Regions from separate parts of the Homo sapiens genome. Here all the other regions are linked to region 1. A link is a loop called in an ENCODE intact Hi-C map of the cell type or tissue named here. Cell type or tissue: mammary epithelial cell. All regions are shown on one strand. Region 1 has its middle 36 kb from the start of GLI3. Region 2 has its middle 130 kb from the start of LINC01448. Region 3 overlaps LINC01448 (long intergenic non-protein coding RNA 1448).

What was found. A loop is a pair of places that touch in the nucleus more often than their neighbours do. Peaks named below come from ENCODE experiments on the same cell type or tissue, not always from the same donor. Only the 100,000 strongest peaks of a DNase experiment are listed, where the experiment ranks them.
Region 2: a loop joins it to region 1, with 8 times the contacts of the local background. A loop is called at or near these places in 2 of 110 quality-filtered maps.
Region 3: it touches region 1 in a loop (3-fold over the local background); 3 of 110 quality-filtered maps call a loop at or near these places.

The regions. Positions count from the first base shown.
Region 1 is chr7:42,272,024-42,274,523 of GRCh38, forward strand. No RefSeq gene overlaps it. Among named protein-coding and RNA genes, the nearest start is that of GLI3, 36 kb to the left of the region's middle. In mammary epithelial cell, a CTCF peak has its summit at 1,415; DNase peaks (open chromatin) are centred at 1,468 and 2,208; H3K27ac peaks cover 1,053 bases.
Region 2 is chr7:42,573,640-42,576,139 of GRCh38, forward strand. No RefSeq gene overlaps it. Among named protein-coding and RNA genes, the nearest start is that of LINC01448, 130 kb to the right of the region's middle. In mammary epithelial cell, a CTCF peak has its summit at 1,258; no DNase peak of the experiment used is centred here.
Region 3 is chr7:42,690,004-42,692,503 of GRCh38, forward strand. The region is part of intron 1 of LINC01448 (long intergenic non-protein coding RNA 1448); the gene reads right to left. Among named protein-coding and RNA genes, the nearest start is that of LINC01448, 15 kb to the right of the region's middle. In mammary epithelial cell, a CTCF peak has its summit at 1,234 (motif pointing left); a DNase peak (open chromatin) is centred at 1,228.

The sequences.
Region 1 (2,500 bases):
ACATATGTGAAGAGTTCACTTCAAAGGCTGGGTTTGTGTAGATGCCTGTGATTCACATTGTCAGAGAATTGACTGTAGGGCTACGTTGCTCTTCAGCTTAGTACCGGAACTGAACTGAAGGAAGCAGTTGCCCCTTAGGAGTGGGCAGGAAGCTCCGCCCATGAAACAGATCTGCTTCTCCATTGAACTGGAACCTCTAAACAAATGTAAAAAGGGAATGCCGATAACTCGTGGAGCACTGAATGGATCTGATGAGCATAAATATGTGTGTCAGAAATCAGTGCCTCGGCAGTAATGGCTATACACATTTCCTTTTTCTCTTTTTCCCATCAGTTACAGAACACATATGTCCCAGCTAGAAGTAGACAGTGAGGGAAGTTTGAACCTTCGTCCTACCTACTTTGTTGTAAAGGGAAATCGTATATTTTGAAGGGCAAAGCATGTACAAACTTGTTCTGCATTTCAATCCAGCCACAACTAAATATGCTTGGTAGTAATTTTTAGGAATACATCTAAGAACTTTCCAAAATGTTGCCTGTGATCCTCGTTTTCAGAGCTGCCTAATTTTTTTTTTCTGGTCAGTGTGATAGAACTGTGGGAGAAAAATGTCAAAAATTTATTTTAAAATTGGAGGTCCCTGTTTTCAATTTAAATACTTTGTTAAACATACTTTAAAAAGTCGTGACCTTTTATAACTTCTCACTAAACTTGATGCAGAAACACAAATAATTCTCAAAAAAAATTAGCTGACAGAATCTTTGAGGAATTTTCACAAACTGTTAAGATTAGTGGAGATAGATGGAAGAAAGAGAACTGGTAGCTTGCCCACCCACCACCTTGTTAAGACACAGCATTCTGGCTCATAAAATTGATGGAAGTAAGGATGAAAGACATTTAAACTCTTCTCCACTCTATGACCCCTGACTCAGAGCCATGATTTGACTCAACCAGAGAACCTGGGGGCCATCACTTTACTCTGTGGGTGCCCTTCCCTGCCATAGGCTTCTACATTGTTTCCTGATACTCAGCAGGAATGGAGAACCAGACTAGCAGTGGTACATTGTATTCAAGCAGATACTTAACAGGATAGGCTTTTATTTATGCTGGTGATGGTGATTCACATGTCAGAGAATCGGCCCCAGGACTGGTGGCTCTTGCACTTACTACCAGAGCCCAACTAGAAGCAATTCCCCTTACCCACAAAACAGATCTTTTGCTGGAGGTGTTAAAAAGTGGATTAAACCACCTGCTAAGTGGACTATCCAGGGAAGATCTTCAAGGTACATACAGGCCCAAGTTAAGGTTATGAATCGAAGAGAAAGGTGTTTTGCTTTGTTAATAATGTCAAAGATAAAGAGACAAAGCTGAGAATGAAACATGAGGCAGAAAGCAGTGCACTGCAACTAAAAGCAGCAAGAGGGAGCAAGGATGCCTGAGAGGATGCCTGTGACTCAGTCTAGAACACAGAGGCAAGGAGCTAGAATCTGCCTCCAGGGTGGGGAGGAAGCCATGCACAGCATTCTGGGGAATGACATTCCCACACTTCCTTGGCCAACGGAGAACCTTGGTCTGATTAAAATGATCTGGATGTAAATCTGCCTCTGCATAGTGAGATGACCAGCCAGAGGAGTCAGGAGATGCCTGTTGCAGGGCAACAGAGTCACACATATTTGGCTTCTTTATGGAGCTCATGGGCAAACATAATTTGGATGGGTCTCCATGTGCAACACTGTTTTAGTTATAATGATATATTCTGGAGAACAATATGATTTTGGTAACTTAGAGAACTACCTTTTAAGGCTCCCTGGCATTTTTGTTTTGTTTTGTTTTTTGGTTAAAGACTCTGTTCTCCCCTTCCCCCACAGCCCTAATCTCAGCGTTCTGAAGTAGGCAAAAGCCTCCCTGTCCCTAACTCCCATTATTACTCTTCAGTAGAAAATAACTTTGGGGTAACAAAGAAGGAAGGATAAAATACACAAATAAACTTGGTAGAAGCATATATGAATTGCTTAATATTTACTGTGAAATTATTAACTTCTATGCAAGGTTTTATATTATGAAATTGTGTTCTGTAAACTTAAAAAATAGTCCAGTAATGTTATTACAGTTAACTTCATGGTATAAACAACGCAAATGCACAGGCATTGTACGAAACAAAAAGTGGGATGATTTTCCATATACGTATTAGTAATAGAAAGTGAGTCATGCTTGAATTGCAAAATATGTATGTGGTAAAGGCCAGTAATTTGAAGTTTTATGTCAGAAAAATTGCTGATCTAGCTGTCTCACCACGCTGTGGGAATAACCAATCAACTCACAACATGATCAGGTCAAGAAGTAATTTATACTTAAAAAAGCAAAAAATGGGAGCAATTACAAATTACAATGAATTTAAGATAGCGAAAAGGAAAAATTAATAACAAAGTACCTGGTCCCCCCAAATGGAAAGTTTCCAGTCTGTATGTGTATGCACAGTAGAGTATTTGTAAAGTTAGAGCCT
Region 2 (2,500 bases), 300 kb after region 1:
AAATATTTTTCCAACTTTGAGATCCTCTTACATGGAACTATAGTGCATCTATATTTATTTCTTCATATCTTTTTCTTAATCCTGATGTTAATTTTGCATATGCCGATTTTTAGACACTCATTGAAGGCATAATTGCAAAAAGGTGGAACTAGGGATGGAAAAGCAAAGGAGAGAGGGCAGAAAACAAAGTAGGAGAAAGTTTGTACAGTGTAGTCTTGATTGCTTCTCAGTCTTTTGGCTAAGATCAAGTGTATAGCATGGTCTTGGCTCAGCTACAGAAAGTGGATGTGAAATAATCGTGGCCTTAAAACTACTTGGGAATGGGTTGGAGTGAAGAAGCTGATAGATGTCTTAGAAGAATCAGGTACCTCTTCTGTCTTTTCATGTGCACATGAGGTAGCATTAAGGCTGTGTTTAACTTCTGTATTTGGGAGAGCGGTTGAGAAATACCTACTTAGCTCTGGCAATATGACTGAGTTAAGTAAACATTTCCCAGACTGTTCATATCTCAAGCTCCCAAGTTAACTGCAATTCGAGACCTTAAAGGCATGTTTCAACAGTTCATAATTATAAAGCACTGAACATTTAAATGGAAGACCAAGAACAACAACAACAAAAGAAAATATCAATCAAATGCTTTTTTTCGATATGTAGATCAGCAAAATGAATTACAAGCATTTCATTTACACTTCAAAGATAGAAGATCTTGAAATACCTCAATCACATGAAACAGAGGTTGGCAAACTACAACCTGCAGAATAAATCTGGCCTGCCACCTGTTTTGGTAAATAAAGCTTTACTGGAACACAAACATGCTCGTTCATTTGCATATTGTCTATGGCTGATTTGAGCTACACTAGCAGAGTTGAGTAATTCAGACACAAACCAGATGGCCTGCAAAGCCTAAAATATTTACCGTCTGCTCCTTTAAAGAAAATGTTTTTCCAGCCCCTGACATAGAAGAAGGTAAATGGAAACTACGCTTGTACCTCTGTGAATACCAGTCACTCAAGATGTGTAAAATATCAATGGTATTCTCTTCATATTACCTTTGCTATCTTTGCTATTTCATTTGGTGACCTTGTATTGAGCATTCTGGCTTGAATATGGGACTCAGGTATATCCAGGCAGGGGAAGTGAGAGCTCTAGAAGCCCGCTTTCATGGGGACTGAGGAGCATCTTTGGAGAACTTCATTTGGGGCAAGACCAAGTCAGGAACACAGGGCTCACCTCAGTAACAGAGTGTTGGCTGCCACCAAGGGGCATTTCTGAGTACAGCTCGGTTTCAGTTATTGAAATTTGTTTTCCAATCACAACTTCATCAAACTTACCTTTTCTTTCTCATGAAATCAGGAACCAAAATTATTCTGAGTTATTTCACAGAAGTATCTTTAAGAAATCAGTCATATACAGTGCTGCTTCGCAATCCCTTTGAAGGGGCATAAACACACAAAAATGAAAGGGAAAGAGGCATCTCTCCCTTCAGTGCCACACAATAAATGTCATGCAATTCTGGCAATGTGTTGACTCTGGTAAGGTTTTGGTATCAAGGAATGTGGTGACCAAGATGGTGGATGGCTGTAGAGGGCAGAGTGCCTACTTAGTGAAGCTTGGTTGAACAGAAAGTTTGAACAGAAAGAAGCACTGGCCCTTGGAGCTTGGGCTGCAGTATAAGAAGTGCAGAGGAAACCTCAGCTCCGGCAGAGTGGCCCCGAGGGCCAGGGACTTGGCAGAGCTGGATGATGCTTAGAGACCATCACTCAGCACTCAAGTTTCAGCCAACTTTCTGAGTTACCCCTGACCACACTGGAGTGGAAGAAATAAATATTTTGTTCTCATCAGAATTATTTTTCCCTTTGTTTAAAAGTAGCTGAGGGAATCAGAGTAGATAGGAATCAGAGAATTGCTTTTGTGCCAGCAGGAATATAAGGAAAAGAGAATGTGCCTTCGGTTTGCTCTTCCTCCTAACCTCAAGCCATGAGTTTTTTTCTTCCCCAGGAAGTAATGACCTTTAGGCTCACATGCTTATCTTTACAGGTTTGCAAAGAACCAGTGCAAAAGCCCTTTCACCACACCAGAGAGATTTTGAGGCCAAGCTCCAAAACTCTAAGGGAAAGAGAGGCCAGCTGCTGAGAAAATACAGGTCTCTTTCCAAATCAAAGAAAGACAATCTTTCCCTAACTTTGATCACGTCACTTAATCTTTCATAGTCTAAGCTAAAAAATTAATACTATTTATAGAGAGATTCTTCCAAGAAAGGGGCCCTATGCCTTTTATTTTCAAGAAGTATTTCCTCTATAATGGGTGTAATGTGCTTTCTGGAGGAATGGCTTATATGTAAGAATGATACTTCACCTATAGACCATTGTAAAATTTCCTCAAATTCATCACAGAAGTAAAATGAAAGCTAGGGATGATGGGTAGCCAGCTCCACAAAAAGAGTCTTTATGGTAAAATATATTAGGGAAATGCTAAATTTGAAAAAAAATAAATGGTTTAT
Region 3 (2,500 bases), 420 kb after region 1:
AAGGGAAATCAAAACACTGGTCTATAGGAAGACTTGTACATGAATGCTCACAGCAGCTATAATCATATTAGTCAAAAACTGGGAGCAATCTAATGCCCATCAGCATGTAAATACATGAATTATGACACATCCATACACGGGAATACTAGCTAGCAATGAAAAGAAATGAACAACATGGATGAACCTCAAAAACTTGCAGAATGACACAAGCTAGATACAAAAGGAGTACATACTATCTGATGCCATTTGTACGAAACTCTAGGAAGGCCCAAAGCAATCTATAGTGATAGAAAAGCCAGCCAGAGGGTGTGTGGAGATGGGAGTTAGGCGGAACTGACTGGGAATGGGCACAAGAAAGTTTTGGGGGTGATTGAAGTGTTCTGTGTCTTGATTGTGATGATGGTTATATACGTATATAATTTTGTCAAAACTCATTGAAAAGTGCACATGAAAAAGCTCTGGTTTGTCTCTGGGTTTTACCTGTTTTTAGGGACAGGCTGTGGAATATGTACACGTTGTTCTGGCCTCCACGTCCCCCTGGGGAATGCTGGGGACTTCCTGCAGCCTGCCTGGGCTGAAGGAGAGCCTGTGGGCTCACACCTTAGAAGAGGGAAGCTGGCTTCACCGGCCAGCTGCAGGCTTTTAAGGAGGCAGGAGCTGGAGGGGAAGTTGTGTCCTGTGGAGACTGGATGGGGTCACTCCATTTTCAACCCTGGGCCTCACAACACTAGGAAGCTGCACCAAAGCTCTGCTAAGAGTCAGTTATATTAGGGTGATTTTGCCTTATTTTATTGCTCCCAATTCCTAGTTTTCAGTCTCGAAGTCACCCTGAGGTGGCCCACTTTCCTTCCTGCAGGCATGGTCTGCCTAGCTGCAGTCACAACGTCTGCAGAAAAGTCAGTTTTCATCAGAGACTGCTGGTCTCACCAGCAGAAGTAGAGGGAATCCCGGTCCTCACCCAGTCTCATTCCCAAACCTCTTGTGAGTGACCAGAAGGACTGGGGCTTACCAGCTCCCTGCTTTTTGCATCAGGAAGGCACCAAACTCCAAGTCCAGAGTAGACTCTGCCTTACAATCCAGGAGATATACCCAGAGAGAGGTTGCCATACCCACGGGGGTACTATACATACCATTACACATCAGCTGGAATGGACACAAGGAACTTAGTGCGGTTTTCTTCTCTGTTTTTGCCTTCCTGGTGTCCTCTCCTTTACCATATGGTGTGATCACCCTCTAGGGGTCAAATGCCTCTTCGCATCCACACGAACATTCAGACTCACTTCAAGCCAAGGAAAATCTCTAATGCTGTAGATGTTTACCTCTTCAGCCCTCTCACAGAGGGCAAAGAGGAAGCCTGTGGGAGGGCCACAGAGCAACACAGTGGCTGCTGGAAATATTTTCCTGACTCAAAAGAAGGCAACTTAACGAGTGCAGGAGTAACCCAAGCGCTCGCCTACTTTCCCGGACCCACTCCTGCTGTCCAGAGTCACTTTCAAATACACCTGGGGAAATGGGCTTTGTCATAGTCTCACCCTGCTCTCTGCTTCTACATCTGATAACCTCCTTCCTATTGCTCTTACTCCTTCCTTCATTCCTCACAAAGTTCAATACAAGAGAATAGGATGTAAGGTTTTTGGGGTAGCTGAGAGGAACTATAGCACCAGACAGGAAATAATTCCAAGTTCACTTCTGGGCATTACTAAAGAAAGAACCCAGGGGCCATCTGACACCATAGTGGAGTTCTTTCCTGGCCTGCCCTTCCCATCTCCCAGGATTTTCTCCTCTTCAAGAGATTCTCCTTCATACTGCAAATTGCCAAATTCTTATTATTCTCTTTTCCTATTTAAGGCCTACCCAAGTGGCCTTATTTTTGTAATTATCTTAAGGTATCTTCCTCACTAAAAGATGATTTTGCCTTCTTCCTAAGAAGATAGGTTCAAAGTAGCACCAGGCTTTTGAAATTCTTTCTCCCCATTCTGCCTTTCATATATGTCTGTGTGTGCATATGTGCACATATGTGTGTAAGTACATATATGTGTGTGTTGTTTTGTGTATGTACATGTATGAGCATGTGACTGTATGTGTGTATTTTGTATACATTTATGTATATGTGTGTATGTGTGTGTTGTGTGCATATTTGCATGTGTGTGCATGTGTATGTTATAGTCACCCAAACATGGTTTACTTTATCCTTGCTTTTGGAGAGGAAGTAATTCTAGTCAAATGAGTCCAAATTACTATTTTTAAATTTTATTTAACCATTTTAGTAACAAACAATGTCTTGTTAGTGTGTACACAATTTTCACATTGGCATGGAACTTTGTCATTTGCTGATTATTGGACTTTTTCCCAAACACTTGTTTTGACTTACACAACTCCCCGAAGAAAATAGCTCCCAGTAGCAGTTTGCTTCCCTGAGGACCTAAAACTGGGCTCTGAATCTTTGACAGCAACTCACAATGTGGTTCTCAGAGATACAGAAGATCAGATGACTTCTTTA